2 separate regions of the Homo sapiens genome follow, and region 2 is linked to region 1. A link is an interaction called in ENCODE POLR2A ChIA-PET data of the cell type or tissue named here. Cell type or tissue: GM12878. All regions are shown on one strand. Links, peaks and the distances in the headings refer to the core of each region. The heading gives the core; the rest is flanking DNA. Region 1 has its middle 310 kb from the start of EFNA5. Region 2 has its middle 250 kb from the start of LINC01950.

Region 1 (15,848 bases), core at 7,369-11,368:
CCAGGAATGGGTCCTTTCCTTCAAGGTAGCAGATTCCCTCCTGGTCCAGGCTTGTGTTTAGAAATGGTGTCTGGGAGCTAGGGCCTGGAATGGGGGGCCTCAGAATTCTGCCTGGTGCCCTGTTCTACTGTGGCTAAGTTGGTATTCGAGTTGCAACACAAATTCCTCTTTACTCTCCCCTCTCCTCTCCTCTCCTCTCCTCTCCTCTCCTCTCCTCTCCTCAAGCAGAGGGAAGGAGTCTCTTCCAGAGCTGTGAGCTATGCTGCCTGCGGTTGGGAGAGGGGTGACACAGGAACTTCCTTGGCTGTCCCACCTGGTATTTCACAGGTTGTGTGCATTCCAAATCCACTGGCTTGAAGCCCAGCACAGCACCAAGATTTACTCAGGAATTGCTGTCTTTGTGGCCTAGACTGCCTTTCAAGGTTATTTAGGACCCCAGGACTGTTTAGGCCAAGGTGGCAGGGCTTGCCAGGGTGGGTGATTCCTCTCTGACTATGGCTGGTCTAAGTGCTCCCTCTGTGGGTGCCAGCTGAGTTCTGCCCCATATTGCTTTCTGCTGTGACAGGGTAGCACTGAGTTCCAATGCAAAGTCCACACTCACTGTCCTCTCCCTTCCCCAAACACATAGATTCTCTCTCCATGCCATGCGGCCACTGCCAGGGATGGGGAAGGAGTGGTGCAGGCGATTTGAGACTGTCTTTCTTACCTGCTTCAGCACCTCTTTCCTCAATATGATGTTATAACTAGGTACTGTGATCGCTCACCTGATTTTTGGTTATTTTGAAGGTGCTTTTGTTGTGTATAGTTGTTCAGTTTGGTGCTCCTGTGCTGGGGAGACACTAAATGGAGGCTTCTATTCAACCACTTGTTCAGCTTCCCTCCCTTCATACTATTTTTCAATCCATGAGCAACCTTTGTGCTCTCTTCCAAAATCATTTCACTGTTGTCATTAACCTCTTAAGATCTGAAATACTTCTCAAAGCAAGGTCCAAGAACTTTATACATGATTCTCTTAAAGTGCTTGTTAAATACACAGATTTGTGTGACCCTCTCTGGACTTAGTGACTCATAACCCTGGTTATGAATCTGGGAATCAGCATGCCTAACAAATTCACCAGGTGCTTCTGATGCACTGATGTATAAGATCCTATAGGCTAGACTGTGGTCTATTTTCACTGGGTTATAGATTGCAACACCTTGCCTGCATAATAGAATCACATGGGAACTTTTATAAATTCTGAAGTCCAGGCTGCACCCCAGTCTAATTAAATCAGAGTCTCTGGGGGTGACATTAGGGTCAGCAGAATTTTTAAAGCTCCCCAGGTGAATTATAAGTAAATCCAATGGAGACAGCCAGTTCTCCAAGGCAAGAAGATATTAGCATTTTTATCTCAGCACCTATCAGCACAAAGCCTAATACAGAGAATGTTAGTGCCTAGTTAGGTGACTGAGTAAACTAGACATAAGTTTTATTTCTAGGTCCATGTTTATTGAATGTCCCATTTTCTTCTATCTATCTATATCATGGGATATTTTGTATAATAGTAAGGGTGAACTGTCCTTTCTCATAGTAAAGATAAGTCTTTTTGTTACTATTTGTTGTTTTAGAGGAGAGCTGACTTTGAGGGACAAGAGACAAATATTTCAGTTCAGAAATGTGTAAGATTGGAGATGCTGAGTGATGCCTGTGTAAAGATTCCTCATAGGCATTGTGAAGACTGGAAATATGGATGACGAGTGTTGAAACCTTCACATTGAATGATGTCAAGACTCCTTTCATGTACCACCTCAGACACACTTCACCCACTCTGACTCGTGTTCTGTCATCCCACTGGGGTATTACCTGCAAGTTCTATGGGCACCACCCGACACTGTTATCACTTTATGCCTACTCCATATCCCCTTTTCTTCCCCCTGAGGCTTCCCTGACACAAAGAAAAGGAATAAGGCAGACTCCCAAGGTGCTCACAAATGAGCAACCCCAAAGTGTGAGGAAGTTAATACTCCAAGGAGCACACCCTCAGCCAATGGAAGATAACAGTTGGGAGATAAATTTGTTGCCCTTTCTCTATAACTTTTCAACCTCCACCATGTGATGCCCTGAAACACAGACTATAAAGTTTCTAGGGGACAGTTCTTTTTTTTTTTTTTTTTTGAGGTGATGTCTCGCCCTGTCACCTGGGCTGGAGTGCAATGGTGCAGTCTCTGCTCACTGCAACCTCCACCTCCCGAGTTCAAACGATTCTCCTGCCTCAGCCTCCCAAGTAGCTGTGATTACAGGCACCCATCACCCATCACCCATCACCATGCCCAGCTAATTTTTGTATTTTTAGTAGAGACAGGGTTTCACCGTGTTGGCCAGGCTGGTCTCAAACTCCCGACCTCGTGATCTGCCAGCCTCAGCCTCCCAAAGTGCCGGGATTACAGGCGTGAGCCACCGTGCCCAGCCTTCTAGGGGATGGTTCTAAGGAATCTAGCAGTCAGTTGCACTTGGTGTTGGCCAACTGAATAAGACTTCCTTGGCTTCCTCTCCCTCCTTCCCCAGTTCACTGCCCTATGGTCTTCATTTCTAATCCCAGGGATCACAAATAAGAATGGCATATAAGACACATAAGTCCTTTGCCTCAGACATTGATTTCTGGGAGAATCCAAATTAAGCAGATGGTGTTAGGGACATATCACTCATCTTCTTATCCTTACCTATCAATCACAGTGCCTGGCACAAATGAGGTGCCCAGTAAACATATACTGACCTGAAACAGAGAAGAAAGTTGAATAGAGGAAGGAGCGTCTCAATACACCACACAATACATGATGAGAGAATGTTTTGGTGAGAGAATAGCCAAAAGATTGTGACTTAGTCCCATCTATTAGTCATGAGACAATGAGCAAACCAGCAATCTCTTGAATATTCAATTTCTTTACCTTATAAAATGAGATTCCAAATTATATCTGAATCTCTTGAGACTCAAATGAGACTATACATATGGCACTGTTCTAAAAATTATAAACCAAAGTGTTGGGTTATTGCTTTGGTATCATAGACTTATATGACAGCTTTTTTTCTTCCATTCAGACTATGAGGGTAGTTCCATATATTAGCAGTTAACACATTTCAGAAAGAATTTCTAATAGCTATGTGAGAATAGGATAACCATAATTAAGAATTGTGAGTGATCATCTGAGATAAACATTTTTATTTATGTTATATATATTATATAAATTATGATATATTACATAATATATAATACATTAATGTTATATATTACATAATATATAATACATTAATGTTATATATTACATAATATATAATACATTAATGTTATATATTACATAATATATAATACATTAATGTTATATATTACATAATATATAAAATATAAATATATATTTTATTTATGTGTTTATATTTATACATATAAATATATATTATTTTATATATATATATTTTAGAAAGAAGAAATGCCTAACAAAACAATTTCAGGATATGCAAATTTGTTTCTCTTTTTTCTTCTTCTTCTGAAAATTATAATCTTAAAATGTTAGGTAAGAAGGAGTCCTCCACTAGATTAGGCCCTTAAATGACTAGGACTGAATCTCTGCAATCGTATCAGCTAGCAAGGTGCTTCCCTTTGTTCATACTTCCTATATGTCTGCCGAGCAAGTAAATAAATAGGTTGAGTAATTATTTTTTGATTCTTCACTTTCAAGGCCATTCCGTTAAGTACCCATGGTAAAAGGTGGAAAGAGTTTGAGTCAGAAGTGTGCAGAAAAGCAGCCAGTGATGGTACCAACCTCGATTTACTGTTTCCAAGAGTTTGGGACCCATGTTCCTACTACCATTAGAGAGGATTCTAAGTGCTAGAGAGCCCTGACATTAAATAACTTTGAATTCCATATGAAGAATGTATTTCCTCTCAAAGGTCTTTCAGGCTTTAGAAAATCTCAGGTGGTGCTTAAATGTCCTCACCAAACTCCTCTCTCCGTCTCTCTCTTTCTCTTTTTACCAAAGAGAAAGGCTAGGGGTCAGAGCATCTGAAAAGCAAAACTGCCTAGCTAGAATTTACTAAGATTGGTTTATTTTCATTATGTTTATTTTTATAGTTATCTCAGGGCAAGTGCAGTGACCTGTCCCTTTATAATAGTAACACATTTTCTTTATTAAAAATATTACGTTTAAGTTATTTTTTGAAAACATGAGCCATTTCAAAAAGGAAAAATATAAGCAAATCATACAGGGATTATACAAATTTTTAAAATAAAACTGTGAAATTCTAGGACTGAAGTTTGAGAATTATTATCTAGGCTTCTGCAAAAGCACATGAGATCTCTTATTCTCTGGCCTAGAAGATTAGTGAATGTAGTCTTTCTTGTTTTGTATGGGTACTTAAAATTTTAATACTGTATAACAGTAATAGAAGAAAAGCCTAGTTTTTAAGCATTCACTCATAAAGTTATATTTTCTCCTCAAATCAGTCCTACAGGGCTTTCAGCTAGAGCTGCCTCTTCATGGGGTATTACTATTAAAAAGAAAAACTACTGATCAATGCTCATTAGAAAAAATTCAGAATAGAAATTCAGCTAGCATTCTAGGCTTAATTGAAGGAGAACCTCAGTGATATCTTTTACACATAATATTGTATTTATAATACATGCACCTAAATTCATATGCTTTGTTCTTTCTGCACAGTATGTTTAGTTGCACTCGAAGGGTTTATATATGGAGGCCTGGAGAGGCTAATACGAAGTAATCTTCAAGAGAAAGTTTTGCAAACTGCAAAGCTGATTACAGAAAAATGTGTCAGAGATAGGAGCTTAATTCAAATATATTTTCCAGACCACTAGTGAAATAGCTATGTGCAAGACTCACATATAAAATAAAAATTTATGTTCTAAACCATGTATACTTTTGTATCACCTTATCTCCTTTTTTTTTTCCTCTGTGGCTTGAAATCTATATTAACTACTTATTTGTCATGTGCTTCTATCTGCTCATTTAAATTTGCCAGATGCCTTTAAATAAACCAGAATACATGGAAATAAAGGTTTCACATAGCAAATAATTGTACAAGCAGATTCTTAAAAAGTGCAGAATTTCTCTGGACCAATTTTTTATCGATAAATCCTTTAGACAAATCTATGAATGAAGCAGTTTGGTCCATGTTAACTAACCTCACTCAGAGAGGGCAAGATTGAAGGATAGGCTGATTATTTGGAAAACCAAAGTGTACCATTGAAGTACTTATCTAAGAGTTGAGACAAAATAAAATAACAGAAAAACTGCTGTTACTTAGAACCAGGTGGAGGTGGTATGGGAATGAGATTCGGGTCCAATTATTGTGATCAATTGTTCATATTGATCCACCACTTTTCAGGTACAGATATAATCACAAGCTATCAAAGAAACTGTGAGTAAGAAAGGAGATAGAAATGTACATTGAAACAAGATTGACTTGGATAATATTACAAATGGTTTCCACAATTCCCTTTACTATAAATATTGTGAGATTACCATTCTGTGTTAAATGATTCTACTTGATACCCCATAAGGCCTTTATTTGAAATTACGGAATTGTGCTATGGAGGGAACCTAGAAAGTAGTTCTTTTGTTAAGCTAAATCACATTTATACCAACCTGTAGAGTCAGAATAAGGACTAAGGACTGCCATGAGCCCATGGATCACCCTTGTGCAAAGTGGAAAAGACACTTCGTCTTTTGGGCTTATGCAGCTCCTGGTTGGCAAGTGAAGTGCAGGCTGAACTTCAGTTCCCATTTTGTCCTTCCCTTAGCCAGTAACCCGCACTGCTGTACAGAGCAGCTCTGAACAGGATCAAGGATTCCTGAAGCACCACCAAGAATATGTCTTTGTATCTTTGTATAGTTTTTCTTAATAACCCATGTTTAACAACCAATAATGTCAGAAAGTCTTTTTAATAGTTAACCAACTACCTTGAAAAACTAAGTCACTTACCCCTATGTACTAATAACCCTTCTAATACTTTTACAAGTTAACTACTGTTGGTCTCATTTGTGAAGAAGAGATGCCCTGTTATAACAATGATCACTAAAATTTTCCTCAAGGAAAGCATTGATTCAGGACTTGCAATGATTTCATCATTGACCCAGTGGCCCTGAGAGCACAAAGTCTCAGATAAGAGTAGAGCTTATGTGGCAATTCAATTTCTATTAGGTGGAATTATGCTATAAATCCAAAAGACAATAATGGTTAGATCCGTTGAATTAACATCTGTGACAATAAATACAATAAAAATACCTTTTAATGCAATTTGCTCCACCAGCTCAGAATCCAAATGTGATTGATTTCAAACTTGAAATCTGATTTTAAAAATGTTTTGGGGATTAAATCCCATAGTTCCTTGAAAACAAAATGGGGAAAGTTACATTTAAAATACTTTAAGCTGGTTTAGATGTCATCAGATATATAATGGGTATAATTTTCTTTGCTCCAAGTCATTAGGAGTCTCAAAAACTTTTTTCCTTAAACAAGGGGAAAAAGCCAGAATCAGGAAAGGAGGTGACCTTTAATTTAAGAAGGCTAGAATTATCATATCATGTGGTATATTAAACTTGCAAAAAATGCAATGTCTTCATCTGGCTTGCTTTGGGGAACCTAGTAATCTATAAATACGACATTATTTGTATAAAATATATTAAAACAAAAAATGTAAGCTGAATTGTTATTAAATTTGTGCAAATGCAGTCACTAAATTATAACAGTAAAGCATTATTATGCAAATTGGAGCTAATTTTACAATATCCCTATCTAATTGTTTACAGTACAGTAGAATTATGGCACTGTTAAGCAGGACAGGATGTTGTGTGAAAGAAAATGTTTTTAATTTGAACAGTTTTTACTTCCTGTGATTTTTTTAGTTATAGTAAGCATGGAAAAGGGATTTAGCATCGAGAAAACGAGGGCAGATGTCTCCTGCATTGTGTACTCAAGGACTCAGCTAATTAATAGCTTCCATGTGCTTCAGACACAGAGATGAAGATGGGCACTCTTTGGAGATACACAAAGCTTCCTCTTTTCGGTCTTTATGAGATGTCACAAATAGAAAGATGCGCTCTTTCTACAAAGATGCGCTCCAAGGAATATTTTTAAGAGATTTGTTTTGAGATGAAGGGCTGCTTGAGTGTGAGGCTTCCTAAGCGGTCCTGAGCCTGCAGCTGTGTTCTTTAGCAGAGGGGTTAGGGAAGGCAGCTCACAACAGGACTGTACAGAATTATGTTTGAAATGGTACTTACAGAAAGGTTTGGGGAAGAAGACAAGACCACTCTCCATCCAGTGGAGAAGTCACATTGAATAAACAGTTTTAGCAAGAGGTCAATGAAGGCTGCTTCAAAAGAAAGGCCCTTCATCTTCTTAGATAAGCAAAATCAGTCTCTGGGATTCATTTAAGGAGGGCATTGCACTTCCTGTTCCCCTTACAATCCTTATTTGATCCTTCCTATTACTCAGCAATTTCATATAAGCTAAACTGTCAGCATATGAGAAACCTCCCTGCCAGTGAGATGACTTCTTTTTTTCTAGAAAGCCTTGCCAAGTTTATGAGCCAAGAAATAGCTGAGTTATAATGGCTGAAACCTCAAAGAGAAAGAAGAGTGAAAGGTATTAAAATATTTTTGGAAAAATCCCTGACTCTTAAAACCAGCAGGGGCTGATCAATGTAAGAATAACATAGTAAAATTTAAGGATGTGACAGGGAGGGGCTGAATATCTGGTGATAAGAAGGTGCCCCCACGTGGAGCCTTCTTGCCTAGTCATTCTCCATTGCTGGGGGGAAAATATGACTATAAAATTCAAGGAAGACACATGTCAGATGAACAGGACCTCATTGCTTTCCTCTTGGCTTAGCACAGGTTGCCCCTACCAAGGTGAAACACTTTTTTTTTTTTCCAGTCGCTTTGGAATCTTCTGAAAATCTCAGTGTAAAGTCTCTTTATCACTCCACCATATATATTAAAATAAGCTGATATTTAATTATCTTTTTAGTTGTTTATGGGATGCGCCCTCCATGCCCGCTCTGAAACCCTTTCTTCACTCTGAAGTCTTCTACTTTTGCACTTTTTTTTGCAAAACCTGCTCTGCAGAAATGACCTTAAACTCGATATGTTATTTCTCCCAGGGGATTCTGCACTTCGTCGAAGATCAAAGCTTAAGACCAACAGGACCCATTGCTTTTTAAATATAGACAGCGGTGAGTATTTTACTCCAGGTATCCATTAGGAATTTGTGTTTGTTAGTAACAGAGACTTGACATAAGAATGACTTAAATAAGTGGGTTTCTCGCACATTAACGGAAATCTAGTGATAAGCAATCCAGGGTTTTAGGATCTCTATGGTCATCAGGGATACAAGCTCCTTCCATTTTTCTGCCTCTTTATCCTTAAAGCACAACTTTCATCCTCAAGTTTGCGCCCTGGTCTAACATGAGTGCTGTCATCATGTCCACATCCAGGTAGGAAAGAAAGTGCGTGTGAAAAGGTCCTAGCTGACTGTTACCCTTTTATGGTATTTCCTCAGCTCTCTAAACAATTTTTGCTTACATCTTATTGACCATAACTTCTGGCTTAGGAATTATCTCTGCCCTAGATAAATTCAAGGATTTTGATTTTTTTATTTTTCTTTTGAGACGGATTCTGGTTCTGTCACCCAGCCTGGAGTGCAGTGACATGATCTCAGCTCACTACAACCTCCGCCTCCTGGGCTCAAGCGATTCTCCTGCCTCAGCCTCCCGAGTAGCTGGGATTACAGACGTGAACCACCACGCCTGGCTAATTTTTGTATTTTTAGTAGAGACAGGGTTTCACCATGTTGGCCATGGTGAAACCATGGTCTCAAACTCCTGACCTCAGGTGATCCGCCCACCTTGGCCTCCCAAAGTGTTGTTATTAAAGGCGTGAGCCACCGTCCCCAGCCAGGGATTTTGATATTATTTTAAAAAGTTGAGAATGTTTATCGTCTAGGTAACTAAGCATTGTGTTTATTTTTCCCTCATAAACTCAACCAAGTGTTGATGACTAGGGGTTCCTGCTTCACCTCCTAAAATGCAATCTTCCTCACAGTTACCTACTTACGTTGGTTATGTCCAAGCCCTGTCCTCTTTGTTAGCCTATTTTATCACTTTTTAAGAAGATAAATATATGGTCATTTCAAAGGCCTGAATTGTAAATAATATATGGAAAGAAACACATGGTCCTATAATCAATAATGTCATTCATTCTTTATTCTCAGCTATACTGAGAATGACCAATTAATCATGTGTATTATTACTCATTAGTCTTTTGTGATGAGGCAACCCTTAATTTTTCATTGTAATGGGATACTAGATTATTAGGAATGACAACAAACAGAGGAAGCTGGTGAGATGCTCAAATTAAACACCAATTTTCAGAGTTTTAAAAAATCCCCACTTAAATTGTCAGTTGAGTTTTTCACATGTGAAAGTAAATGAAGAAAACAAGTACTTTTCCAAACCATCTCAAATTCTTTGCTTGTAGACAAACTCACCCACAGAAGAACATTATAGTTCACATAAGTGAAAAACACAGAAGGAATTCTTCTCATTGTTTAAAGGAAGTTGTCAAGAAAAACATTGTAATATTTGAGTGTGTTAGCATGAATTATATAGCATTTGGGGATAAACAATTGAGGTAATATCTTTTTAAGTTTGTTATTTTGCCTTTCCCTGCTTACCCTAATAGAGTGGGTTAATGATGTCAACTCTGAAGAAAGCCAGAGTTAAGGCTGCCTGAAAGCACATGGCTAATGCAACCTGTAAGAGCGAGGGGGAGGGGATTTTGAGTCCACAAAATGCATCACTAACAATCACGAAACTTGCCAATTGGTTACATAATACTGAAACTTCTTCCTCTTGTTCTGTAACCTTTCCAGAGTTCAGCTCACGACTGTTGCTCAACCCAGTTTGAGTTACCAGGGCCTTTTGGTAAAGTCTGGATTTGTATCCACACCCAGCTGACTTCAAGTCCTTGCCCTATTGCTTAGGTGGCAGGAGGCTTTAGGCGAAGGATCCACACTTTCTGCAGCTCAGTTTCTTCACCTTTAAAGTGTTGTTACAAAGACGTGCGACATCTTATATGTTTCACATAAGGAACACACCTACCACATCATAGTGGCTCAGAAATTGGTTAAGTGATGGGAGAGAAGGGGAGAACTATATGCCAACTGGAGACTTTGAGACAATGTTCTTGGTCCTTTATTGTTGCCTGGTGGGATGGGATGGTTCACCAAACATGTGCCATGATAGTAATTTGCTGGACATACTGTGCATGAATCTTCAACATGAATTAGCAATTTTGAAAGAATATAATTATAATAAAATATATTCAACACCACAACTGTAAAGAACATCATTTTGGCCAGGTGTGGTGGCTCACGCCTGTAATCCCAACCCTTTGAAAGGCAGAAGCGAGCAGATCACTTCAGGTCAGCAGTTTGAGACCAGCCTGGCATATGGAGAAATTGGCTTACTAAAAATACAAAAATTAGCTGGGTGTGGTGGTGAGTGCCTGTAATCACAGCTACATGGGAGGCTGAGACAGGGGAATTGCTTGAACTTGGGAGGCAGTGGTTGCAGTGACCTGAGATGGCACCACTGTACTTCAGTCTGGATGACAGAGCAAGACTCCATCTCAAAAAAAAAAAAAAAAAAAAGGCACTTTTTTTTTCTTTTGTTCGTTCATAAAGTATTTTACTATCTTGTACAACCTTGTGGTCAATGTAATTGTAGGAGGTTTTCATTGCACTACCAAAAAATTTAGTTTAACAGAGGGTTCTGTTAATAGGATACCCAGAACAGAAGTTTGCTGTATTCAACACCGTCTACCTTCACACGCCTTGCAAGTATTGTTAACCAGCTTTATGACCAAGAGGTTTCCATAAGGCCATAATTACTTTGTCACACAACATATAAAATGCACATCTCGAGCTGATGAAAATAAGAAGTTTGATCCACTCCATAGCAAGCATTTCTAATTGCTAAATTTTTCACACATTTTTTATTACTTGGTGTATTACAGATGTGAGAAATGTCACCATCTCTGGTTCTATTAGGAGTGACATAAAGTGATGAATGCTGACTCTGTGTGTGTACATTTTAACCAGACACAAAGGGATTTAAACAGTCAAAATAGATGTCCTTCAAAGGAGTAATTTTAGAAACCAGTATCGATTCTAGAAATACTGAATTTATTTCAAATATCACTGGACTTCCCCTCTGAAACGTTTAAAACCCATGCAAGGAAATCGTATTGATCTTTTACAAATTACATCTCATTTTTGCATAAAAACAGTGCTACCCAAATAGCTCACACTTTATACTGATCAGTTTTGCTTTCATGGACTTTTGGCTACTTCTCAAAATTAAATGCACCTTCACAGCACAAAAATTTATCATCATTGGACATTGAAAAGATTCTGAAAGCAGTTACAAAAGGGGAATGTTTTTAAAAAGTTGTAAACAAAGGTAACAACATTGAGAATATGTGTATGGCCTCCCAGAGGACTGTTCTAAAGCAGTACTCTCGTTTGGGGGATACGTCGGATGGATTTCTTTTTATGAAGAGGTCATCTCAAGTATACCATCTGTTGAGCCTTCCTTATTTGTTAGACAAAAACATTTTCATCATTTCATCATTTCCTCCATTTTAGGAAGTATGACAAGCATTAGAGACTAGGATAGAGTCTTGAGAACTTGAGAAAGCTACACATTTGTATCTCAAGTTAAGAAAAAATAAAGATAAGAAACAGAAAACAGGAAAAGACAAGCACCAAAAGCAAAGTAGGCCAAAGGACTTCCTATGTTCAAATATTTCCTAGGTATTGTTTCAAATGTTCTTGTTGGTGACAATTATTATTGGGCATTTACCCTGAGCCAATCACTGTGCTTGTTACTTGATATGGTCTATCTCATATAATCCTTCTAATGAGAGCATCTAAGGCAAACGTTCTTACCAGTCCTTTATGGATGAAGAGGTGGAGGAATTTTTATGTAAATAGATGGCCTAGACAGGATTTAAACTCAATGTTTCTCTGATTCCAAAGCCAGTGCTCTCTCAAACCATACCAAGAAGCTAACAGAAACCAGCACTTCATGTAATTTTTAAGAAGACAGCAAGTTCAGATACAACTCAGACACTTCCACAGGGGATTTGGACAATCTGTTTGTCACTCTGAGCCTGTGTTATATGATTTCTGCTGATTCCATCAGGTGCCTTTTTTTCTTTTTTTTTCTTTTTTTTTTTTTTTTTTTTTTTTTTTTGGTAAGCCTTGGCCCATCTCTTAAGAGCTCAAAGAATATGCCTGGGAGCAAAGGAACCACCAGCTCAGTTAGGTTGAAACCAGTTAGCCATTGTAGTACTACTTAGTGCTGTCTTGGTTAATTGATTAACTTCCCCTTTAAAATGTGTGTGTATTTTCTACATAGGTTTTTGGTTCACATTTGTTTTTCCCAGGACCTTAATACTTTCTATGCTATGATGGTCACCATTAGAAAGTAATTGCATGCCTGATGATGGAAATAATCAACAAAGATGACCACTGATGTGTCTCTACATGTCATGATTGCCTTAGGGTTTCAATTCCTGTATTTTTTTCCCCTCTCATCCCATGCATCCCTTCCCATGCTTCCTTTGTGAATTAAGATAAAAGGAACAAGAAACCAGGAAGTCTTCCTTCCACCTGACTTCTGACTACACATAACCACACAAACAGCCTATTTTGATCAGTTTCCTCCAGTCTCCATCATAGGTGTTTGATCTATAGTTTAGATACCAAGTCCTCGATAGTAGAACTCATGTATAGCTAAGCGCTACACATAGCTCTTGATGCAATGCAAGGACTTCCAACTGACCAAGTGTAACCATGACACACTGGTCAGAAGCAAGTCAGACTCAGGTTCCAGCTCCTAGTCCTAACATTGTGATGATGTGGCTATTACTGGACATGTGCATAAACATATTGTTGGAGGTGCTGGGAATATTGGAATTAGAATGTACCTACATGACCTCAGCTTTGGGTGGTATTAAAGCTTTTTGCTTTTTGTGATAAACAATAGGAGGCTGCTTATTTCCTCTAAGAGACTTTTTTGAGGTTTTTCTGACAGTAAGGTGGCACGGGCAGGGAACTTCCTTCCAAAGCCACTTCTCAGCCTCTGTTCTATGAGTTTTCTTCCTCTTCATTCCTGTCTTCTGCCTCCGTTCCTTCTGGCTGTCCCTCCTCTAGCTCTGCTTCTAATTGCCTGAGGAGGCACTGCAGGGTCTATCCTGTGGGAATCCAGTTTGCAATGACTCTTTTGGTCTATGAAACACCTATTATCGGTTCCTCAGATTTGAATACCTAGACAGATGTATGTGCTCCCTTAAGGGACAAGTACTGTGGCATGCGGAGTGTGGTACACCAAGCCTAATCTTCTGTTCTGTGGATGTTGGTGCTCAGTTGCTAGTCTTGGTTGACTGGACAATTCCCACGTAGCTTTTGCTTAATGTCTGAATCATTGGAAGGAGAAGGACTTTGGTCTGTCTTTCTCCTTTTGTAACTTCCTCTTTTTGCACTTTATGTGAGATTACGAGTGAGTGTGATTTCAGATGAGAAACACTTAACAGTGAGTCAGGGAGATGAAATTTCACTGAGATGCGGAACACAGGAAGAGAAAATGTGTGAAAAATCACGTTGACGGGGTTGTCTTGGTAGCTAGTAAAGCAGAGAAAGGAAATTCCCGCACAGCAGGCTTTAATAAAATTGGCAGGCAGGAATGTCACACTGTGTGAGAATATTGGTGAGGAATCTAGGGATGGAGAGCAAGTAAAGGAATCATAAGGGCCTTCTTATATTGGACATTCTTTCTCTGCACCTAATTTACTCTAAACGAGTTTGCAGATGAGAATTGTTTTCCCATGAATTTGCATCAGTAGATTTAAGAGCATGGATGCGCACACCCCAACACAAGGTGTCAACCAAATATTAGGCAATGTTATGGCTTATTAACGATTTTCAATCCAAGGATAGTTAATGAAGAGTGGACATTTATGTCTGTGTATAAAAAGCAGTATATGGAAACTCAAATTCCCAGTGGAAATAAAACAAGACATCGTCATTATTTAACAAAAGAATTCACCGTGTAATTCTATATAAGACAAACGCACTCACACATTCTTTAAGGACTTTAAAAATATCCTTTGATTTCCATGCAACTTTTCTGGACTTTTTATATCTACCACATAAAGCAAGCCTGTTACCGAGATAAATGTGGAAGTTCTATGTCCTTATTGCCTGGGTCACTTTACCAATGATCCACCACTTACTTATTCGTTTTATTAAATATATTCTGTCTTAAATCTATTGATGCAAATTCATGGGAAAACACTTCTTATCTGGAAACTCATTTAGAGTAAATTCGGTGCAGAGAAAGCATGCCCAGCATCAGAAGGCCCTTATGATCCCTTTACTTACTCTCCATCGCTAGATTCCTCACCAATATTCTCACACAGTCCGATATCCCTGCCTGCCAATTTCATTAAAACCTGCTGTGCAGGAAACCTACCAGTGTGTAAGATTCTTGAGAATAGACCATTGTCTGTTTTGTTCATGTACGTATCACAAATGTTTAGAACACTTGTGGCACATAGTAGGTGCTTCATAAATATTTACTGAATAAATGAATGAATGATCTTGGGAGGTCAGGGAATGTTCGCCTCACTTGATGAGTAAACCACCCAAGCCAAAGGCGGCAGCTAACCCAGAACTCCTCCACTTAACCCCCTTTATGTCAATGGCTCTCTTTGGAGTCACTGCCAGGTTTTGTGTGTAAGGAGGCATAATGCTCCCAGGGCAGGCTGCTGGGGACCAAGCCCTGGGACACACAGAGCATCCTGAAATGCCAGAGACCGGCAGAGTCACACTGGGAATTACTTGTCTTCAATACATAAAATATTGGTGGGGATGGCAACTTTAACATTTGCCTTTTAGAAAATTCTGTTGAAGGCCCTCCCCAAGTTGAAGTTGGTGGCCTGGGAGATAGTCATCAGCTTCCAGAGAGAGGACCCAGCAACTTTTTCCTCCACCAAGTGTTTTTTAATTAGTAGTTGGCTCAGAAAAGGCAAAGCAGCTACTTCTGCTGGAGATCCAAGGCTGAAATAAATACTGCTGTTAGAAGTGGAAGGTCACTTTACAATGGTGTTGTCTATCACTCTGAGCTTCCTGCACCTCCAGGGGAGGCCATGAGCTTAGGCACAAAGTGTGGATAAACGCCTATTTTAGCTGATGATATAGATTAAGAGAGTGGAAGAAAAGAGCCTACACCCTGTGCCCCCTTTTGCACTTAGTTGTGGTGGAGAGGACGGGGAGGTGGTCAGCTCCTGCTGTTCTCAGTGGGCGCCCTCCGAGAGCAGTCCTTGTATTACCCACTTCACTGTTTTGTCCCCATCTCATTATCTGTTCTTGTTAAAATCTTTATTATTCATGGATGCAAAAAATCCCATCATTAAACCATCATAAATATTCATAACACTTTGCAATTGTGTGCATTTCATTTAGCCACTTGGCAAAACTTCTCTGAAGTACCAGAGTTTTAAGGAAATCTGGCTAATGAGACCAGAGCCCAGGAAATGCAGGATAGCCTTTCCACTTTATTTTACTTTAACCTGAAAACAAATGCAAAATATAAATAATAATTAAAAGAGAAAAACAGGGAAGGCATTTAGTGGCAAAGAAGAGCCACACATTCCTTGGCTTTGTCTTGATTGTGCTTTTGTGTCAAGCAGAAGATAAGGGTAAACACTGTGCTACAAGAGGGGGAGTCCTGAG
Region 2 (15,848 bases), core at 5,135-9,134, 98 kb before region 1:
CTTCTCAACAACCTAATGAGGTAAGTATTACTATGTATCATTCCAATCTGACAAGTATGGAAATGTAGGCACGGAGACTGAATACCACCTTCTCTAATTTGCCCTTAAGAAGTATGTGCAAATCCAAGCAGTGTGGCTTAGAACCAGCACACTTAACCACTTTCTACATACCAACTCACACACTATCATCTACAAACAGACACCATCTGCATTATTCTGTAAATATCCTTATTTTGGGCCATTGGCTCTTGGGTCCTTCATGTCCCTCATCTGTAAAACTAAGAGGTTAAACTCCCTCAGTGGTCTTCAAGATTTGTCAAGCTTCCTTTGGGCCTGTTGAGTGTGGAAGTCGAGGATGAGAGTGGCAAGGCTCTGTTCATTCACCCCAGTTTCAACCCCAATACTTCTGCTTCTGTCCTTACATGTGTTATATTCAGGCATAAAATTTCTTTTGCAGGATGTTTCTGAATCTTTAAACATTTTGAAATCTACTGATCAAGAGCAGAGATCATAAACTGCTGATCTATGGTCCGAACACAGCCTGCAGATTTTTTTTTTGTTGTTTGGCCCCAAAGAGTTTTGTTTTGTTTTGCTTTGCTTGAATTTGATTACACACCAATATTTAAAATTTAGGAGAGTTTACATAAAAATTGAGCCCCTCTTGAAAAATTAGATGTGTAAGCATTGGGCAGGCCTTCCCACCTAACAACCATTATGTGAGTAGTTCCCTAAATGGTCCATGCAGTCTGCAGCTCACCACTGCACCTGCCCAGCCCACTTCATTCAGCACTCACCTTGCCTGACCCTTGTAGACATTTGAGTTTGCAATCCCTTGTCTAGATTATCTTTAAAGCCCTTCTTAGTCTTGGCCAGACATAGTGGCTCATGTCTGTGATCTCAGCACTTTTGGAAACCCAGATAGGAGGATTGCTTGAGGCAAGGAGTTTGAAGCCAGCCTGGGCAACATAGTGAGACCCTCTCTCTACAGAAAAAAAAAAGTTTAAAAATTATCTACATACAATGGCACAAGCCTGTAGTCCCAGCTACTTGGGAGGCTGTGGCAAGAGGATTGCTTGAGCCCATGAGTTCAAAGCTGCAGTGAGATATGATGATACCAGCGCACTCAGGCCTGGATAACAGAGCAAGACCCAGTCTCTTAAAAACACAAAAAATTTCTTCCTATTCCCAAATATACCCCCAACTGAATTGTAAACTTCTAAAGACTTTGCTTTATGCATACTCAACATTCCTCAGAGCTTCCTACCTCGTCCCCCATCATCTATACCCTGTCCTAGCATGCACACACACACACACACACACACACAAACATGAAAAATGTTCAATACATAAAGAGGTTCAATAGCTGTTCTTTATGTTGGAAAATGGCTTTCTATATTACACCAGTTAGCATTATTTACATTTTATTGAAAAATCTTGAGCCCCCAATTTCTCAGCCCAAAAGAATGCATTTCTAATAATATATTTCATCTTGCAATGTGTCAAGCAAGCCTGGGAGAAATTTGGGGGTAGAAGGATTCTGTTAGTAAAGCAATCTGTTCCCAATAAATTAAGACTCACTCTAGTTCCCTTGATTAATTAGAGCTTATTATAAGGATATTCAAGAACATAAAAGAAACAGGAGTGCCATGGGACACCTTTTACCACTCAGAGACTCGTATATTTGGGGATAAGAAAAATCCACCAGGGCTCCAGTGACCACTAACCTTACGGGCATGTTATTAGCAGGACTCTGTTGATCCCTTACCTTTATGGTGAGTGAGCTCCTCTCTGATTGCATCTATTCCTCCCACTAGTTCCAGGAGCCACCTTACCCTCTTCTTGCTGCCGTGCCATCTCTATTTCAGTTTCTGCTTACTCATAAAGTCTGTTTACTTACCCACTTTATTCATCTTTCTTGCTGCCACAAGGCCTCCCCTTGTGGTTCTTTTCAGCTTATACTCCTTCCCAAAACCAACTAATTGACTCCCTCCCCAGTTGCCCTAGTTGAAATTCCTGAGTGAGAACATCTGACCCAGCTAATCACATTTTGCCTGTTTGGGCAGTTTTTCATGCCAAACCATCTCATAAGGACACTGGCCAGCCTAGAGATTGGTTAGGGATAGGACCACCCCATTGAGATAGGTCTGGAAGAAAGGGACTCATGGCCACCCAGGGCAGCTCTCACAGCCCACATATGGGTAGGCACTTTCCCTAAGAAAGAAGCTACTGGCATGGCAGGAGATGTGATGGACCTGCCCAATAGGATTCTCAGACTTCCATTCAAATCATGTCAGTGTCTCTATCTTTGAGGGTAGTTTCTATCTGAAACATAAAACAAAGCTACGACTATATTGCTATAACATTGTTGTTCATGTGGGCCTGTAAGCAGGAGACATCAAAGGACTTCTGTGGTTCTTTCCTGACCTTGAATTACAATTTACTCTAATTCGATTTGCTCTAATCCTGCATATACATGGATCCAAATTGTTTTTGGGACATCTCAACCAAACATTTTTATAAAGTATTACCTAGGCATAAGTTCCAATGAATTATACAGACTCCCAACCTCTTCATCAAGTTTATTCTCATGACTTCAAATACTACATATTGGCCAGTTGCAGTGGCTCACGCCTGTAATCCCAGCACTTTGGGAAGCCAAGGAGGGCAGATCACCTGTGGTCAGGAGTTCGGGACCAGGCTGGCCAACATCTCTACTAAAACCCCATCTCTACTAAAAATATAAAAATTAACTGGGCGTGGTGGCACGCCTGTAGTCCCAGCTACTGGGGAGGCCGAGGCACGAGAATCACTTGAACCCAAGAGGTGGAGGTTGTGATAAGCCTAAATTGTGCCACTGTACTCTGTCTCAAAAAAAAGAAACCATATTTTAAGGAATCTCAACAGCATAAACTCAACCCAGCTCTTTCTCTCCTGCGCTCCATGTCTATATTACTCACCTCCACCTAAATATCCGATAGTCATTTTATATGTCTTCTATGTCATTAAAATTCATCATGTCTGTATTAGTCTGTTTTCACACTGCTATAGAGATACTACTCAAAACTGGGTAATTTATAAAGGAAAGAGGTTTAATTGACTCACAGTTCCACATGGCTGAAGAGGCCTCAGGAAACTTACAATCATGGTGGAAGGGGAAGAGACACATCTTACCTGGTGGCAGGCAAGAGAGAGTGAAACTGCCATTTATAAAACCTTCAGATCTCATGAGAACTCCCTCACTATCACGAGAACAACACAGCAGAAACAGCCCCCATGATTCAATCACCTCCCACCAGGTCTCTCCCTCAACACCTAGAGATTACAATTCAAGATGAGATTTGGGTGGGGACACAAAGCCTAACCGTGTCATTTTGCCCTGGTCCCTCCCAAATCTCATGTCCTCACATTTCAAAACTAATCATGCCTTCCCAACAGTCCCCCAAAATCTTAACTCATTTCAGTATTAACTCAAAAGTCCAAGTCCAAAGTCTCATCTGAGATAAGGCAAGTCCCTTCCACCTAGGAGCCTGTAAAATCAAAAACAAGTTAGTTGCTTCCAAGATACAATGGAAGTACAGTCATTGGATAAATGTTCCCATTCCAAATGGGAGGAATTGCCCAAAACAAAGGGGCGACAGGCACCACGTAAGTCCAAAATCCAACAGAGCAGTCAATAAATCTCAAAGGTTCAAAATGATCTCCTTTAACTCCGTGTCTCACATTCAGGTCACACCGATGCAAGAGGTGGGCTCTCATGGTCTTGTACAGCTCTGCCCCTGTGGCTTTACAGGATACAGTCCTCCTCCTGGTTTCTTACATGGGCTAGCATTGAGTGTCTGCAGCTTTTCCAGGTTCATGGTGCAAGCTGTTGGTGGATCTACCATTCTGGAGTCTGGAGGATGGTGGTCCTCTTCTCACAGCTCCACTAGGCAGTGCCCCAGTGGGGACTCTGTGGCAGGGGGTGGGCTCCAACCCCACATTTGACCTTCTGCACTGCCCTAGCAAAGGTTCTCCAGCAGACTTCTGCCTGGCCATCCAGGCATTTCCATATATCCTCTGAAATCCAGGCAGAAGTTTCCAAACCTCAGTTCTTGACTTCTGTGCACCCCTACACCCAACACCATGTGGAAGCTGATAAGGCTTGGGGCTTGCACCCTCCAAACCAATAGCCCAAGCTGTACCTTGGCTTAGCCACGACTGGAGCTGAAGAAGCTGGGACACAGGGTGCCATGTCCTGAGGCTGGACAGGTGTTGGGGGGACCCTGGGCCCAGCCCACAAAACCATTTTTCCTCCAAGGCCTCTGAGCCTGTGACAGGAGGGCCAGCTGCCAAGATCTCTGACATGCCCTGGAGACATTGTCCCCATTGTCTTGGTCATTAATAATGCAGCTCCTCATTGCTCATTCAAATTTCTGCACCCCAGCAGGCTTGAATTTTTCCTCAGAAAATGGGTTTTTCTTTTCTATCACATCATCAGGCTACAAATTTTCCAAACTTGTTTGCTGTGCTTCTGTTTTAAACATAAGTTCCAATTTCAAACCATCTCTTTGTGAATGCATAATACTGAATGATTTCAGAATAATCCAGGTCATGTCTTGAATGCTTTGCTGCTTAGAAATGTCTTCCACCAGATACCCTAAATCATCTCTCTCAAGTTCAAAGTTCCACAGATCTCTAGGGCAGGGGCAAAATGCCACCAGTCTCTTTGCTAAAGCATAGCATGAGTTACCTTTATACCAGTTCCCAACAAGTTTCTCATCTTCATCTGAGACCACCTCAGCCTGGACTTCATTGTTCACATCACTATCAGCATTTTGGTGAAAACCATTAACAAGTCTCTAGGAAGCTCCAAACTTTCTCCATATTCCTGTCTTCTTCTGAGCCCTCCCAACTCTTCCAACCTCTGTCTGTTACTCATTCTAAAGTAACTTCCACATCTTTTAGTATCTTTATAGCAGTACCCCACTCTATTTGTACCAATTTACTGTTTGAGCCCATTTTCACACTGCTATGAAGATCCTACTGGAGGCTGGGTAATTTATAAAGGAAAGAGGTTTAATTGACTTACAGTTCTGCATGGCTGGGGAAGTCTCAGGAAACTTACAATTATAGTGGAAAGGGAAGCAGGCACATCTTACATGGTGGCAGGCAAGAGACAGTGAAAAGCCCAGGGGAAGCTGCCACTTATAAAGCCAACAGATTTCATGAGAACTCCCTCACTATCACAAGAACAGCATGGGAGAGACAGCCCCCATGATCCAATCACCTCCCACCAGTCCTTCCCCTCAACACCTGGGGAGTACAATTTAAGATGAGATTTGGTTTGGGACACAAAGCTTAACTATATCAATGTCCAAACTACTTTACCTGCCTTTTTCCCAGTTAACTGACCCTTCCTCAACCATCCAATTGCTAAAATAATAAATTTGGGAGTCACCCTTTACTTTTACCTCTCCAAGGCTCATATCCAGTCAATAATTGCTGTTGTTACTGAATATCGTTTCTCAAATACCTCTTAACTTTGTCTCTATTGATCCATCTCCATTGCCAGAGTGAATTACTATTAATTCCTCTCAGTTATCTCTGGTCTTTTATAAAATGAAGCCATTCCCTCAGACTAAAACACTATCCTTCTGTTCATTAGCCCCTGTCCAAACCCTAAATGCCTTTTGTCTGGCTATTTCCTATGCATCCTTCAAGTCTCACATTAGGGTCACTTCCTCCAGGAAGCCATCCCTGACCCAACAATTCTGGGGCAGGTACTTCTTCTATATGTCTCAACTCTTCCATCCTATCGCTTACCTTGTGGTGTTTGGAATTGCCTGTCTGCTCCTCTATATCCCCCACTAAACTATTTGCTCCCTGAGAAAGGAACCACATCTGCCTTGTTTAAATCTGTGTCCCTGGTGTCTGACACAGTAACTGACACATAGTAGTCGCTTTGTTGCTTCACAAATATTTGTTAAAGAAATAAATGCCTTACTCTGCAATACCTATATGCTCTTCATAAATTTTTCTTCAAAATGCACCCAGAGGATAAAGTCGTGATCTTGATAAAATTTCAAAGACAACTGGAAAAGGCCAAAGACACGCATAACCCCAAACACAAAACAGAATGAAAAACATACAAATAAAAAGATGCAAAACTAAAGACTCACGCCTATAATCCCAACACTTTGGGAGGCCAAGGTGGGCAGATCACTTGAGATCAGGAGCTTGAGACCAGCCTGGCCAACATGGTGAAACCCTGTCTCCACAAAAAATACAAAAATTAGCGAGGCATGGTGGCAGGCAGCTACTTGGGAGGCTGAGGCAGGAGAATCACTTGAACCTGGGAGGTGGAGATTGCAGTGAGCTGAGATGGCACACCACCGCACTCCAGCCTGTGTGACAGAGTGAGACACTGTCTCAAAAAAAAAAAAAAAAAAAAACCTAAATGAAGATGCAAGTCACAGAGTCATGTAAATCACTAATAGAAGCAGAATATAAATTCTATATTTAAATGTGTTTCCCAAGTCATATTTCTAAGGACAGTAACACACCATGCCCCTGAGAATTACAGCATACCTTTTTTTTCCATTGTTCATACACTAATTCATACTTCTGAAACTCAGATATTCAGATAACAAATAACCAAGTGTTGGAAGGAAAGTTACAAATTATAGTCATATGTCACAGTCCAAGCAAATGGCAGCCAAATTTCCCTGTATAAATTGCAGAATTCTCTTATGATTTCACAAGATGTATTGAAAAGAAAAACACTAAAAATTCATTTTTTACTCAGCTAATATAGTATATGGGTAAAGGGTTCATGTTTAAACTGTTACAGATGAGTGAGTTTTTCCAGAAATGCAATTTTAACAAAGCATAATGCCACTGAGATATTAAAACTAAATTTAAATTTCTTAATATTAGGTTAACACCCTCAGAGCAAATCATGCTAACATCAGATGGTTTAAATAATGTCACTTAGCTAGCAACAAGAAAACACATTTCAAAAGAAGACAATGGAAGAATAGAGCTAGTCAAAGGAATCTTTAGAAACAAAAATGACTTTTAATTAGTAGACCTATAAACTAATACTAAAGAAGTTTTCATGTGGGTGTTTTAGATGATTTTGTTGTGATGGCTATTACTGTTAATTATCAGTGAATTTGAAGTTATCACTTCGAGAGTGAGACACCACAGCGAGCCCATGCTTTTCAGGTCAGACTGTTAGATTTTATTGCTGAGAATGCATACAATACTCAAGGTCAAAACTGTGTTTGTTTTAAAAGTGACAATTAATTATTGCTAATCTTCATCAGCCTTAGAACATTTTTACTTAAGAGAACACTCAGAGTGAAATGCTGACGGGAACCAGCTCAAAGACAAGGTAGAGCTAAAAATCTGCAGCCTGGGGTTTCCCTAAAAGAGAAGCAGGTAAACAAGCCAGTTTTGCCTTCAGCCAGTTCAAGGATAATGATTTGTAGGTAGGTGAAGTTTCAGACTTTCTTTTCACCCCCACCCTCTATCCTGACCCTCCTCCCTGACACAACAAAATCCCAAGTACCTAATTTTTCAGCCTCTTAAAGAACTCCAGTAGCTCCTACCTAAATGCTACGTGTATTCTGATCATTCAAGGATGTGGGTTTTGTCATTTGCATATGGTTTTGCCCTGATCTCAAGTTCAAAAAAATAAAGCGTATTTTGCCGCAGCCTGATGTAGAAACTCTAAACGTTCCCAGAATAAAAATAAACTTGTTCTGGCAAGGCCATTTGGGGATTATTAGTTGGCATCTTTTGACTGTAGTCAGAAATAAGCAAGCATCCATTTGTAGCAATCCTTATAACATTATCTCTGTTTGGATTGTTATTATGCTTATAAGTGCTTTTGGAATCCATGCTAGTTTTTTTTTTTTTTTTAAGAGATCTAGGGTCTCTTTTTACTTACTTTTTTTTATCAAGGAAATCAAAATTTCAAAAGCAATATATTTCCATAGACTACATGAGAGACATGAAAAAAATTCAAGTATAAGTCCTGTGAAATATATTTGTGATCAGTGGAATTAGACCTCTTCCTAGTGTTCTAGTGACTATCAAAACAGATGTGTGATATCTGTGTCTGTCAGGTACCTTTTTAAAACCTTACATGGTTGGCTTGTCCTTGCTCAGCTCAGAGTCATTTAAAAAATACTTTGAGAGCTAGCCATGAGAATTACAAATCATTTTTCAAAGGTATGTACAGCTCTGCAAATTACAATGAGTTTACAGGTGCAGTCTTATTCTGTGTAACCTAGAGATGAAAGAGTTATCAAGGACACTGATGCTCATTGCTGCATCGATGAAATCTTCATGAATTCAAAAATTGTAGCAATAATCTCTTTTATGGAAATAGATCTATGAGGTTGTCAAGCAGATGGTATCTGATTTCCTTCTAAGTGAGGAGGGCCCTGTAAAGTAGTATAAAGGTTCCAAAAGCAGTGATCAGTAGGAGCAGAAAACAGGCAAAGATCTTCACCCGCTTGGTGACCTGCTGGAACTCAGAGTAATAAAATGTGTCAGACACTCTGCTAGTCACTTTCTCATACATTGGCTCACTGAAAGCACACAGCCACCTAATAAGACACCATTTTTTCCCCTCTAATTTAAAGCTAAGGATGCTTCAATACAGAAAGATTAAGGGACTTGACCAAGATCACCAAGCTCACAAAGGTCATAACAAAAAGGAACTAAGAAGGAAAAGCTGCTTACCACGAATGTCTCTCTCTCTCTCTCTCTCTCTCACACACACACACACACACACACACACACACACACACACACACACACACATCATATACAATTAGCATGTTAGCAGGGCTCAAAGTCTGATTATCAGCCCATTCTTTCCATCTGCATGCACTTTTCAGCCCGTGTGCTGTCCTATTTTGATAAATGCCATTCTTCCTTTAACTGGCTGAGGCTTTCCTAAACGTCCATGTGAACCTGATTTTCCCATTAAACAATTGCCCTGGATTACTTAGTGGTTTTCTAAAGCTGACCCTGGTAGTGGGCAGTAGGCTTGTGTGTGTTTCTCATGCTCTTTAACTCCCTCTTCCTTTGGCTTCCCCCTTCCCTTGCAAGCATCGTTGTCCATACTTCTTCTGCCCCATGCTGATGCAGCTAAGCACTATTAATGAAAATCCAGGAACCCAGCTGACCTGGTCTAATAAATTCTATATTGTCACACTGCCCTGCTTACTGAAAAGCAACATAACTACTCCTTCCTGACCACAGATGCTCTCAGATCAATATCTCAGTTCTTGACCCCTCATCCTCTTTCTAATGACATATTTCGTGCTGTCTACAAAATAACTCTCCTTGGTGATCTGCCAAGATCTAAAACTAATTATGACAACACTGAGCCCAGTGTCCTCTCCCTCAAACCCTTGCCCCATTTCAACTTGTCTACTCTGGTCAGGGGCACTGCTAGCCATCTGAGCACCCAGCAATAAAACTGTGGGGTCATCTGCAGTCCCTCCTCCTCACCCATCCCCAAGGTCCAACACTAGTTCTACCAGCTCATCTTTCCTAATTTGGGGTCCATGTGTCCTCTTTGTTCCTACAATTAACCACACTGGCCAGCATTAATAGTGGAAGCATGCAAATAAACGTCTCTCTTTCCAGATTCTGCTGATGTCACAGGAACAACTGCTATGTCCTCATTCACAAAATCTTCAGCATGATCAAGAGACCCTTCCTTGTCTGGCCTCACCTACTTCTCCAGACTCAACTCATGCCACTCACCCTCTAATTCACTATCTTTTTTTTTTTTCCTTTCATATTTGCTTACTTGACATGCTCTTTCTACCTCATAGCCTTTGAATATTTAGTCACTTTTCCTGGAATGTTCTCTACCCCACACTGGGTAATACCTACTCAGCAGCTCCCTCCAGCCTTCATTCTAGTAAGATTCCCTTATTGCACCCTGCACTTTTCCTTCATCATGCTTATAATGGTCCATAAGAATATATTTATTTTCAAATAAATGGATACTACCAATTGTTCCTCCAAGTAAAGGGAAGAGTATTTGCAATAGATCAAAGATGAGAAAAATGATGACTCATTTGTGACAATAGTAGTTAAGACAGAGAGAGCGAGAAGTTTCATGGCACTAGATGAGGGTGAAGGGGTAGGTGAGACCATAGTGTAGAGCTCTTGTAAGCCATGGGTATTAAAAATTGGGATATTGAAAATTTGGATATTAACCTACTAACAATGAAAATACATTGAAGAGTTTTAAGCAGAGGAATACAATAATCAGACTTGGATTTGTCAAAAATCATTCTATGTAAAGTGTAAAAAATGAACTGGAAAGGACAAAAGTGATTACAGAAGAAGAATTTGGGTGTTCTTGCAGGTGGCTTGAGTAGGAACATGGCTGTGAGGGTGAAGGGCAGATAGTTAACAGAAGTATTTCTGCAGTAAAATCAATAGGTCTCACCTACTGATGCGAAGTAGGAGTGAGGGTGTAGGGTTATTAAAAATGATTCATAAATTCCTTCCTTGAGCAAACAGATGGATGTAATGCCCCTCACTGAGAGAAGCAGAGTGAAAGAGAGGAGCAGAGGGGAGTATATTAATGAATTCTGTGTTAAATAGGTTGAGTTGAGGAATCTTCTGGAGAAGTCAAGCCAGTAGGGAATTGGATGTACTAGACTGTATATGCAAATATGGGAATATTTAACACAAGAAATATTTGAAGTCTTAATGTAGCCTAGGGATATAGAAAGAGTATAACATGAGAGCATATTGCCTAAGGCATTCTCCCTATCTGTGTTTCCCAAAAAACAATCTTGCTGCTGAGACCTATACCTTCAAAACATTCAAAACCTTATTCAAAACTCACATTTTCCATGAAAGCTTCCTAGACTTACATGGCCTTTGTCTTATTGTAATAACACTTATCACCTTTGAAAAAGTCATCATACATGTTTATAGGACCCTCCTCACATCAACGTTATTTTGCAAGACCCCATGTTTCTTCTTTCATTAAATACAGGCACTGTACACTCAATTGATATTCTTGACAAGCCAACTGTATACCCACTAGTAGTATACACCTAGTTGGGTTTTGTAAATGTTGAGTTTCCTATTTTCACAGAGCAATTTTAGTTATTTATGTAAATATTTTTGTTTTGGCCAAGTTATATATGTAACTAAAGACAATATAATCATATGATTCAGTGAAAGTAGAGGGTTAGAATTACAGCTAGCCAACACACTGTCCAAAGAAGAACATTAAGGCAAAAATGCTATCAGAACATAAAGCCAGCCAAGGTTTTCAAGTATCATTTCCAATTCCATTTCATTGACATGTTTAGGTGCCTTGAAGTGCCATTTACAACCCTGCCTCTGACATATAAGTTGGCCTACACAGAAAGTTCTCCAGCTATTTAAACTTCCCTGACAATTGACAACTGTCAGAAAGTATTATCCACAAAACAATCTTGAGCACCCTCATTAGCAGGGAACCATCACTGGGACAATGCCCACTGGTGGCTTGGCAAAGAGAGGGCACTGAGCTGCTGATAGCCATCTACCAGGGCGGCTTTCCGTGGAAGCCACTGGCTTCCAGTTCATTTTCTCAGACTTCCCATGAATGGGTAGATACAAAAGTTCTTAATCAGAGTTCCACATCGCCCAATCTCCAAGTCAATTAATGAACCTTTCTATCTGACAGGCACATAGAGGTTGTCAAAAAATATTTGTTGGCAAAGAATGATATTAATATGAATTAACTATGTGTTTGGGCCTTTTAAAAAACTACACCAGGATTTTTTTTCTTCAGTATGCTAAAGATGAAATTCAAATTCAAAGAAAGTCAAAGAAGTTGGTTAACCTGCTCAAGTCATATAGCTAGTAAGTAACAAAGTGAGAATTTGAACACAGATCAAAAATTTAACTCCAAGCAAGATTTTCAATATTGGCAAAGTGAGCTTCTTATCCCAACACTTTAGGGAAATATACTGAATAAGAGAACGTCAAAGTTTAGAAAGATAGAAGGCTCTCATACTCCCGGTTTTGAGCTACTCAGTATCCATCAATGTAGCCACAGATAATGTCAGAGTCTTCATGCAGCCTACGTTACACCATAGACATAATTCCTCTAAGCCCCTTCCCTCCACAGAAGTTGTTCTATACAAGTATCCACGAAGCTAATCAGTTAAATAAAACTGTAAAGTCAGCCCAGATCAGTGAATCAGATTTCAATTTTCCATCTGTTTCAAGTGAGTCACATCCTACAGATTCAGGGTCAATCTTATGTGAGTGCACAGTAAGCAATTTCCTATCCTAGATTGGCTTTAATTAAAAAGGAACATCCTAAAAATATCTTCCCCCATCAGTTCTACTATGAGTTCTCCATGCCCAGGTAGTCTTTCAAGGCAAAACATCTTCTTAGAGGAACTATTACATTAAGTTTATAATCAATTAAAGTACATAAGTTTTATCACATTACTTTCCAATGAGTTAAAGGAGGGACATAGCAGCATCCACCATGTGGATTATGGTGTCTTGGTTCACATAAGTGTGTCCTGGTTAAGAAAGCAGACTTGCTAGACAGGCCATTCAATTGCCACTCTACTGCCTACTAGTGCTGGGAACTCTGTCAGTTACTCTCTGTGAGCTTCAATTTTCTCACTTGTATAATTAGCAAAATACTAACCTTATATTTCTGTTTGAAATGGTGATAATTATTAACATTTCATTATAACTTATGGTGAAATCTATTTATACTTCCTCATATGCACAGTGAAAAGTGGAATCCATTTCATAATGATATTTGATGCATTTATTTTTAAGAAAGAAAATATCTACAAAAGTAGAAATCACTGATATAAAAAGACAGAAAAAAACGTAAACAGCTTTCTCTCAGCAAATAAGTGGTAATTTTTATGTGTGTCAATGATGAGTACAACAAGATAGGGATCTATATTCTGAATTAGTAATGTCAGGATTTTATACATATAACAATTCTGTTTTTAATGATATAAGCCCTCTTATAGGTTGCCGAAAAATTCACTACCAAAATACTAGTCTTCCAGAATGTAGCAACTTTTAAAGAAGCCTTTAATACCAGAATCTTTACCTCATATTAATTTCCGAGGGCTGCCATAATGAAATACCACAAACCATGTGGCTTAAAATAACAGAAATGTATTCTCTTGCAGGTCCAGAGGCCAGCAGTGCAAGGACCAGGTGCCAGCAGAGCCACACTCCTGCTGCAGCCTCTAGTGGAGAATCCTCCCTTGCTTCCACCTTCTAGTGGCTGCTGCCACTCCTTGTGGCTGCATCGCCCCAATCTCTGCTTCCATTTCCACATGGCCTTTTCCTCTGTCTGTCAGTCTTTTCTTCTGTCTCAAAAATTTGTCATTGGACTTAGGGCCCATCTGGACAATCCAAAAAGATCTCATTTCAAGTGTCCTAATTGCATCTCCAAAGACCCTTATTTCAAATAGTGAAATTCATAAGTTCTGAGAGTTAGGCCATGGACATATCTCTTCATAGACCACCATGCAACTCACTATAACCATTAACAAATTATACTATGATAGTTTAACTTTAATAATAAAAAATCATTAAAAAGTAACAGCTCTTTTCTTTTAAGTCTATATTCATTCTTCCAACTATTTAGTACTGCCCAAATGCCCTCTTCATGCAGAAAATGTTACGCAATGGACAACCCATGGTGAATCAAGCAGCCATGGTTCTCCCTTCGTGAAAGACTTTGTACACACACAAAAAAAATGCTTTTGTCTTATTTTTAATAAGAACTGAATTTCAAAATTCAGAAGCAAAAACTGTACAGCTTCTATTCCTTAGCAAATTAAGCCATTTAATATGTTAGCTCCAGTTATAGCATGCATTTATATTTTTATTAAAAATTTTAATGAGTATAAATACTTCTCTCCTAGAGAGTTTTAAAAATTAATGTTTATATTATGCTTCGGAATCATTGGATAAAAGGTGCTTCATAAATGCAATGCATTATTATTAAGTGTTATTAAAGTAAATTGAAGGCAAAGCATGTAATAAAAATTTCCCTGCGACAAAAGTCTGAGGTCTATATGTGGTTCCACAGTGCTTAGACCATATTTAACTGTGAAAGTACCAATATTAACATGAAAATGTTTTTGCTGCTGCTGCAATCTGGAATCAACAATGAGTATGTGCTGTTTGGCATTCCGTTTTTAATTACATATCATATTTCATACTAGATGTTGAAATTATATGCCACAAAATTTTATATCACTTAATAGGTGCCAAAATTACAAAAGTTAAAATATTTTCATTTCATAGAACTCATGTAGCTAAAGTTTCATTTCCTAACAGTAATATTAAGGACATATTGATGGAAATGAAATTTTTAAATGCCAAACAACCATCGAGACTTCCAGGTCTACATTCATATTTTCAATCAGTTCCTAGTTATTTACATCAGAAGTAAGTGATAGAAAGCATCTGTCAGTCTGATTCTCAGGTATTTTGAATTACAATAATCAAGAGATTAAGTCAGAAGAAAAAGGAGGGTATCCCTAGAGATTATATCTCTCTAAATAATAGAGAGGATTGAGAGGGAAGAGGAAAAAAGATAGCCAAAGTGAAAGTGGGGAGGGAGTTTATAATTTATGATGTAAAATATTCAATAACAACTTTAGGATAGCAGAAGAACTGGAGAGTTTAGGAGGGACTTTTGAAAAACCCAAGCCAGAAACTCCCTTTAACACTCTATGAAGGAGGTAGGTACACGTTAGAATTCACTTTTAATTGTATTTGTTGGCCAAACACTTTTTTCTTTTTTGAATATAATTCTCTCTGGAAATTGTGCTACCTGCGGCTCTAAGATTCATTTGGGTTACAAAGGAATGTAATTAACTAAAAACACAAATGAATTATAAGCTTTTCACTTTGTCAACTGTGTAAGCTAGAGGTCCTTTCCTTTTTGCTATACAAGTCAAAGGAAAATAGCCTCCTGTTTTGAAAGCTTAAATCTAACATTAGCGTACAAAACCATATTTGCCAAATTGAATTAATTGTTAGAATTAATCAACACTGGGGAAAACATAGATGCCGTTAGGCAGTCATTTTTCAAATCATGTGAATTATCCTTTAAGTTGTAAAAAAAATTTCAATAATGCATTTTTTGGTGTTTTTTAATTACCTTAAAGTTAATATTTTTAAAAAATTAGTAAAACAATATAATTATATATACACTAGAAGTCAATTTCAAAAAGCAGCAAATTAAGTGTCTTAAAATGTGATGACGTTAAGACAGGGATTCTAAATTTTATTATGTATTGGAATCATCTGGACCCCTTATTTCAAATGTAGATTCCAGGATTCAGTACAACCATGAAAAGTCTAATTCAGAAGGTGTGACATGGAACCCAGTCATCTGGCAAAGTGATTCAAAAGCAGAAGATTCATAAACCACAGCTTGAGAAAAACTGAATTAAAGTTTGATTCCAAATAACTGGAGAAAGTTTGGGGTGCACAAAGCTCTATATGATATTTATCAGCAATTTCTTACATATATTATATCCTAGAAGATCAGTCATTGCAAGCCTGTCCCTAAATCCACATACACAAATTCAGAACCACACAAAATTTCCATGCAAACTTTGGCCAGCCCATTCTTCAACTTGCCTCTGCATTTTTTAACTGCAGAAGCCAATGTCCCTGTGAACTGCTTTTATAGCACATTTTCATTATGGTAAATTATTGGCATAGCATTGAATAATAAAACTGGGTTTATGAGACCAAAAAAAAAAGGAGCTATTTACATTAGAAAAGTTGAAACTCATTTTCCTCTGCCTCTTTAATAT

Evidence for each region. ChIA-PET counts read pairs that join two places held together with the same protein. Peaks named below come from ENCODE experiments on the same cell type or tissue, not always from the same donor. Only the 100,000 strongest peaks of a DNase experiment are listed, where the experiment ranks them.
Region 2: POLR2A ChIA-PET joins it to region 1 with 6 read pairs; 1 of 35 experiments calls an interaction of 5 or more read pairs at or near these places.

What each region holds. Positions count from the first base shown.
Region 1 is chr5:107,352,272-107,368,119 of GRCh38, forward strand. No RefSeq gene overlaps it. Among named protein-coding and RNA genes, the nearest start is that of EFNA5, 310 kb to the right of the region's middle. In GM12878, for the core only: a CTCF peak has its summit at 7,765; a DNase peak (open chromatin) is centred at 9,848.
Region 2 is chr5:107,256,189-107,272,036 of GRCh38, forward strand. No RefSeq gene overlaps it. Among named protein-coding and RNA genes, the nearest start is that of LINC01950, 250 kb to the left of the region's middle. In GM12878, for the core only: no CTCF peak of the experiment used is centred there; DNase peaks (open chromatin) are centred at 7,513 and 8,584.